Regions from separate parts of the Homo sapiens genome. Here region 2 is linked to region 1. A link is a contact called in ENCODE Hi-C or POLR2A ChIA-PET data. All regions are on one chromosome and are shown on one strand. The core of a region is the stretch at or near the end of the contact, and the rest is flanking DNA. Distances in the headings are between cores, read along the strand shown.

What was found. A loop is a pair of places that touch in the nucleus more often than their neighbours do. ChIA-PET counts read pairs that join two places held with the same protein, here RNA polymerase II (POLR2A). Pooled maps may share reads with other maps.
Region 2: a loop to region 1 is called in a pooled map, with 2.5 times the contacts of the local background. The contact joins two enhancer-like sites. A Hi-C loop is called at or near these places in 3 of 50 pooled maps. POLR2A ChIA-PET finds 5 or more read pairs at or near these places in 3 of 52 experiments (Caco-2, H1 and activated B cell).

What each region holds. Positions count from the first base shown.
Region 1 is chr6:6,822,220-6,825,296 of GRCh38, reverse strand. No RefSeq gene overlaps it. Among named protein-coding and RNA genes, the nearest start is that of LINC03055, 62 kb to the left of the region's middle. Within about 2 kb of position 1,581, at least 3 of the 41 ENCODE cell types and tissues checked have a DNase peak (open chromatin) inside an H3K27ac peak, as active enhancers do.
Region 2 is chr6:6,941,591-6,944,667 of GRCh38, reverse strand. No RefSeq gene overlaps it. Among named protein-coding and RNA genes, the nearest start is that of LINC03055, 57 kb to the right of the region's middle. Within about 2 kb of position 1,652, at least 6 of the 41 ENCODE cell types and tissues checked have a DNase peak (open chromatin) inside an H3K27ac peak, as active enhancers do.

The DNA.
Region 1 (3,077 bases), core at 332-2,831:
AGGTGAGCCAGGATGTAAGCTGTGAGGGTGGAGAACGTTTGGTGCAGACCCAGGGCATCTGGCAGGGCCGTGTGGGTGAGTTGTGAGATGGGGAAGAGCATTGCTCCCAGGAGAATCCCACAGACAGCCCTGCCACCACATCCTGATTTTCCATCTCCATCCCTCCACAGAGATGGGGCCAGCCGCACATTTGGGGGCCATTCCCGGCTAGACTCCACTCACATTGCTGAATCAGAGAGCTCAAAGGACCTTCAAAAACCCATCAAACCCAAGCTTTTTATGTTGCAAATGAGGAAACTGAAGCCCAGAGAAAGAGTAATTGTCCCAAATCAGTGTAGGAACCTAACTCCTGTCAGAGCTGTCCCTCCACAGCAGGAGAACTCAGGGGCTGCCCCCACCCCGCGTGTCCTGAGCCTCCACACCTGCAACAGCGGGAGGCGAGCACAGGCTGGTACAGGTGCTGAGGGTGAGTGGGGCGATCAACTGGAGGCAACAGAAGTCATCAGTTTCATCATCATGGTGGGTCCCTGTCCTCTCTTGCTCTGCTGACCCCTCCTGCTGCACTTCCCTGGCCCCTTCCAAAAGCAGTGGCTTTTCCTTCTGGGTTGATGTAAATCCTTCGCTGCTTTAGCCCCAGGAGAGGGACCAGCTGATCCAAGCTAGGGTGGCTGTGAAGAACACAGTGGGGCTGCTCCTGCCTCCAGCTGCCCTGTCATGATGGAGCACCTGGGGTGCAGGGAGCAAAGGGCCGTCCCAGCACAGCCTGCCATCTCCAGGGTGGCTGGCGATGGCTGTGCACGACCATGGCCAAGAAGCTGTTAGGCTCTGATGATCCCGTCACTGAGCGTAGGAGTGGGAATTTCTGAGAAAGCCCCTAAAGGTGGCAGCATGGACAAAAGCTTCTCCCTAGCTTCAAGGGGCATCTTTCCTCAGAGCTGTGGAATGCCACGCATCTGTTTATCTCCCCAGAGTGCCTGCCTGCCGACTGTCTACCTCTGATTTCTCCGTGGGCTCAGCATGCCATTGGCATTTAATCCATTTGAAAAAATAGTAACGTCCAAGCCACCGACCTTCACATAAAGGCCTTGGAGACCCCTGCCAGTGTGTCTTCTATGTGGGGACTGATTGATCCCTGCCAGATAGCCCAGTTGGAAAGGGTAAAAAGAAACAGGACCCCAGTGCCAGGAGCAAGGGACCCGTGGGCCACCGAGCAGGTAGTGGAGTTTGCCCTGCACTCGGCCAGGACTCAGAGGTCACAATAACATGGAACTGGGCCAGGGACTTTGCCGGAGGTGATTAGATGTTTGGCATTTCTGAACCAAAGGCCATGACTTTTGCTCCCACATTTCTGATTCTGTGAACAGGCTGTGCCTCCCCCCAGATTGCCAGGGTTTCTGTCCTCTTCCTGCCAAGGAGTGTCAGGTGTGCTGGTGGATTGGACATTTCAAACCCAAGCATCAGGCTGAAGCTGGGGCCCTCTGTCCCCCTCTGTCTCTTGTCTGTCCCTCAAAGAATCTGTTCCACCATTGTTTGGCCAAGACTTCCCTGTCTGGTGGTTAAGAACTGAGGGACTGGGGTTTTCCAGCCAGTCTGCATCTGTGAGGTTTGTCTTCTTCCTTTTTCTAAAAACTGTGAGGCCTGGTCAGTGGAGTCTAGGCAAAATGCTCTTTTCAGCTAGCACTCTCTCTTTCTCTCTCTCTCTCTCTGCCGCCTTCTTCTTCTTCTTTCTCTCTCTCTGCCTCCTCCTCCTCCCCCTCCTCCTCCTTTTCTTCTTCTTCTTCCTTCTCTTTTTTCTTCCTCCTCTTTTCTTCTTCACAAGCTGTCTATAACTTACTTAATCTCCCCACTGAGCCGATTTTAAAAAAGAATATTTTGTAGAGATGGAGTCTTGCTGTGTGGAACAGGCTGATCTTAAACTCCTGGTCTCAAGGGATCTTCCTACCTCAGCCTCCCAAATTGCTGGGATTACAGGTGTGAGCTACTGTGCCTGGCTTGAACTGATTAAGTTCGGGTAGTTGAGATTTGGAGAGAATAAGGAAGTGGCCAGGGGTGGTGGCTGGCAGGTGGACAAGCCCAGGTGTGATTTCCAGGACTTGATGCTGACACCTGTGGAGGAAGGCTCACCATGAGACGAATGCTGCGAGGATGCTGGATGCACTTCTTCCCTTTTTATCTCTCCAGCGGCCCCGTGAGGAGGTAGCCATTGCTATCCCTGTTTTAGATGATGAAATTGAGGCTCAGAGAAGTTAAGTACCTTCCAAAATCGTCAGGTGGGTTTCTGAGCCATTGTTATAGCAGCAAAAGATATTTTCAGGCATCCTGGACATTGTGGATGACTGGATTGTTAGAGTGACCGTCCGTTCAGGTTGGTCCTCAGCCTTGGGCAAGCCTGGAGGGCTGGTCACCCCATTAGGTGCCCCTTCATGTCTTCCTCTTCTTTTCCCACTGTGAACCTATTGCTTTGATCTTCACAGCAATGCGCTGTTATTTGAGTGGTACCCTTGGGAAATGTAGACAGAGCTCTGGGAGCAGAGGGCAGAACCCAAATCCAGGAGTTGTGAGGATTACAGGAGCAAAATTCTTTGCACAGTGCTGGGAAGGCACGAATGCTCAGTACGTGGTGGTTCTTGTTAGTAGCACAATATGGTCTGGAGGGTGGAAGAAAAGAGGGAAACTGGGAGCAACTGCAGAATTAGGCATCAGGTGCCATGGAAGCAGAATGGCTCCATTTGTTGAGCTCCTGTTCAGGGCGGGCATTCTTTCACTTTCCTGGCTGGCATCCTCATGGCTGTGACTAGGTCTGGGAGGCAGGATGGAGGCCACAGTTTCCAGGTGAGGACAGCCAGGCACCTGCCCAAGCCAGGATGGGGTGGAGCAAGAATATGAATTCACCTTGGTCAGACTCCAAAGCGCTGATTTTAATATTGAAACCCAGCTGTCTTTTGGGGGAAAGGGGATGGGGAAAAGACACAGTCAGGAGGGACTCTGAAAGAACACAAGGCAGGGAGGCAGGAAGAAGCAGAGGGAGAAGATGGAGTCTCTGTGGGAACTGGGGAGTGTGAAGGGGTTTCCAGCCA
Region 2 (3,077 bases), core at 403-2,902, 120 kb before region 1:
CCTTTGTGGGGACATGGATGAAGCTGGAAACCATCATTCTCCGCAAACTATCACAAGGACAGAAAACCAAACACCGCATGTTCTCACTCATAAGTGGGAATTGAACAATGAGAACACTTGGACACAGGGTGGGGAACATCACACACTCGGGCCTGTCGTGGGGTGGGGGGATGGGGGAGGGATAGCATTAGGAGAAATACTTAATGTAAATGAGGAATTAATGGGTGCAGCAAAGCAACATGGCACATGTATACCTATGTAACAAACATGCACATTGTGCACATGTACCCTAGAACTTAAAGTATAATAATAATAATAAAAAAGTCAGTTTAGGATGCATAGGAAGTCTAGTACCTGAAGAAGAATATCAATAAAGGCCGGGCATGGTGGCTTACGCCTGTAATCCCAGCACTTTGGGAGGCCGAGGCGGGCGGATCATGAGGTCAGGTGATCTAGACCATCCTGGCTAACATGGTGAAACCCCATCTGTACTAAAAAATACAAAAAATTAGCTGGGCGTGGTGGTGGGCGCCTGTAGTCCCAGCTACTCGGGAGGCTGAGGCAGAAGAATGGCATGAACCCAGGAGGCAGAGCTTGCAGTGAGCCGAGATCGTGCCACAGCACTCCAGCCTGGGCGACAGAGCGAGACTCCGTCTCAAAAAAAAAAAAAAAGAATAATTATATTACTAACTTGTGAAATAATTATTTAATAAAGATTTAGTTGTAAAATGTGAAAAAAAAAAAAAAAGTAGAGACGAGGTCTCCCAATGTTGCCCAGGCTGGTCTTGAACTCCTGGGCTCAAGTGATCCTCCCATCTTGGCCTCCTAAAGTGCTGGGATTACAAGCATGACTACTGTGTGTGGCCTGATTATTTTTTTATTGTGGTAAAACATATGTAACATGCATTTTACCATCTTAACCATTTCTGAGTGTACAGCTCAGTGGCACTAAGTACATTCACCATGTTGTGCAGCCATCACCACCATCTATCTCTAGAACTTTTTCATGTTCCCAAACTGAAACTCTGTACCCATTAAACACCAACTCCCCATTCTCCCTCCCCCAGCCCCTGGCAGCCCCCATTCTACTTCCTGTCTCTGTGAGTTTACTCCTAGGGACCTCATACAAGTGGAATCATGTAGTATTTGCCCTTTTGTTTCACTGAGCATAATGTCTTCAATGTTCATCCACGTTGTGAATAATGCTGCTGTGATCATGGAGGTACAAATATCTATTCCAGTCCCTCCTTTCAATCTTGTTTATTTATTTTTGTATTTTGTTTTTATTTTTGTGGTCTGTGTCATCTTTAGCACTGAGAATTAATACTCTTTCCAGTTCCCCAGAATAGCATTTTGGGGTCCTCCTTCATTACTGTATTGCAAAAGCAAAGCAAAAAAAAAAAAAATGAGTGGAAAAATGTTTCTGACAATAAACTTGTAGAAAAAGCTATTTGCTTCCTGCTTTGAATCTTGCTATTATATCGCCCACTGGTAATTCCATTTCAGGACACGTCAAGCGGTTGGTCTTTCTGTTTACTGGCCAACATGTGGTTTGTAGGGGAGGCTGTGGAGAGCGCAGCCAGCCGCTCCGGCACGACACTGGGGCTCCTGCCAGCCCTCCCGCTCTTCTGCAACGGTCTGCCCATGTTCCACTTGAGACAGGCACCTGCCTGGCTGCATCACGCTCTGTCACTTCCTTCCCTGTATTTCAAATTGAGCTTTCAAAGCCCTAAGCAGCCGCCTGGTTGAGAAGTCATTAAAAAACAAAACAAAACAAAACAAAACAAAAAAAACAACAGCACGTACAGAACAGCTCATTTCTACGAACTCACTTTTAAAAGGTTGGCTTTATTCAGGTTTCAACCCTGACGCCTCTCAAACCCTCCCGTCTGGGTGTCTTTGTGCATTTTAGCTTTCCCTGGGCCCTACACGCCATTTGGAGGGGGTGGTCTTGCTTGCGCTTCATTACAGGAAAGTTATTCCGCATCTCCAAAGGCTTATAAATCTGCTCCCCAGATGGAAGTCTCCAGCAGAGGTTCCTGTCTTTGTGCAAGTCGCAAATTTCCCTTCAATTTCAATTCAACAAGTGAATAATCACGCGGATGAGGTAAATTGTAATACCCACCTCTCCTCTCACATTTTTTTTTTAAACTTTTAAAGTGAACACTGTTGTGAATTCTGACTTTTTTCCCCTTGGTTTATGATTAGCCAAGTCTGCAGCAGGTGATTCCTCAAGAAGAGACGGCAAGGATGAGTGGAAGGCCTTTAACCAATGTACAGCCTGGAGTAAGCAAAATGTCTCCAAGTGACAGCATATTTACTAGTAAAGGAATTTCATAACACGAGTTTTGAGTTTATTGGGGTGGTTTGTAAGAACCTAAGATTTGATTTTAAGGGAAAGTTAAGGGACAGGTACATCTGGGGCCAAAGGCCTGGGGACCTGCAGTGTGACCTTGGAGTGAAAAGGTGGGCCTCCCAAGCTGGACACGGGTACCCTCTCAGCACTGCAGACTCAGGCATTGTTGGGGCATTTAGGTCTGGTGACCTGGTGCTGTCTGACAGCAAGAGGGACCTGGAGCGTTGGACTGTCCTCTAAATCACACAGCTGTGGCTGGATTTTTCACTCTGCCTGTGCGCTGCTGCTTTGGATAACGAGTATAAAAAATGTGCAGTCCTCTTTATAACTGGTACACAATTGTCTCAGCTTTTTATGGTATTTTAAAATAATCAGAAAAGTACCACATATTGATCAAAACAATTAAACAATACAGAGCAGCATCAAGAAAACACTTAAGGCTGGGTAAGGTCCCTCACCCCTCTAATCCCAGCACTTTGGGAGGCCAAGGTATGGGATCACTTGAGGCCAGGAGTTCAAGTTCAGACTGGGCAGCATAGCAAGACGCCACCTCTACAAAAAATAAGAAAATTAGAGAAGCGTGGTGGGGAATACCTGTAGTCCCAGCTACTTAGGCTGAAGCAAGAGGATCACCTGACGGCAGGAGTTTGAGGCTGCAGTGAGCTATGATCACACCACTGCATTCCAGCCTGGGTGCAATGCAGTCTCTTTCTCTCTCAGA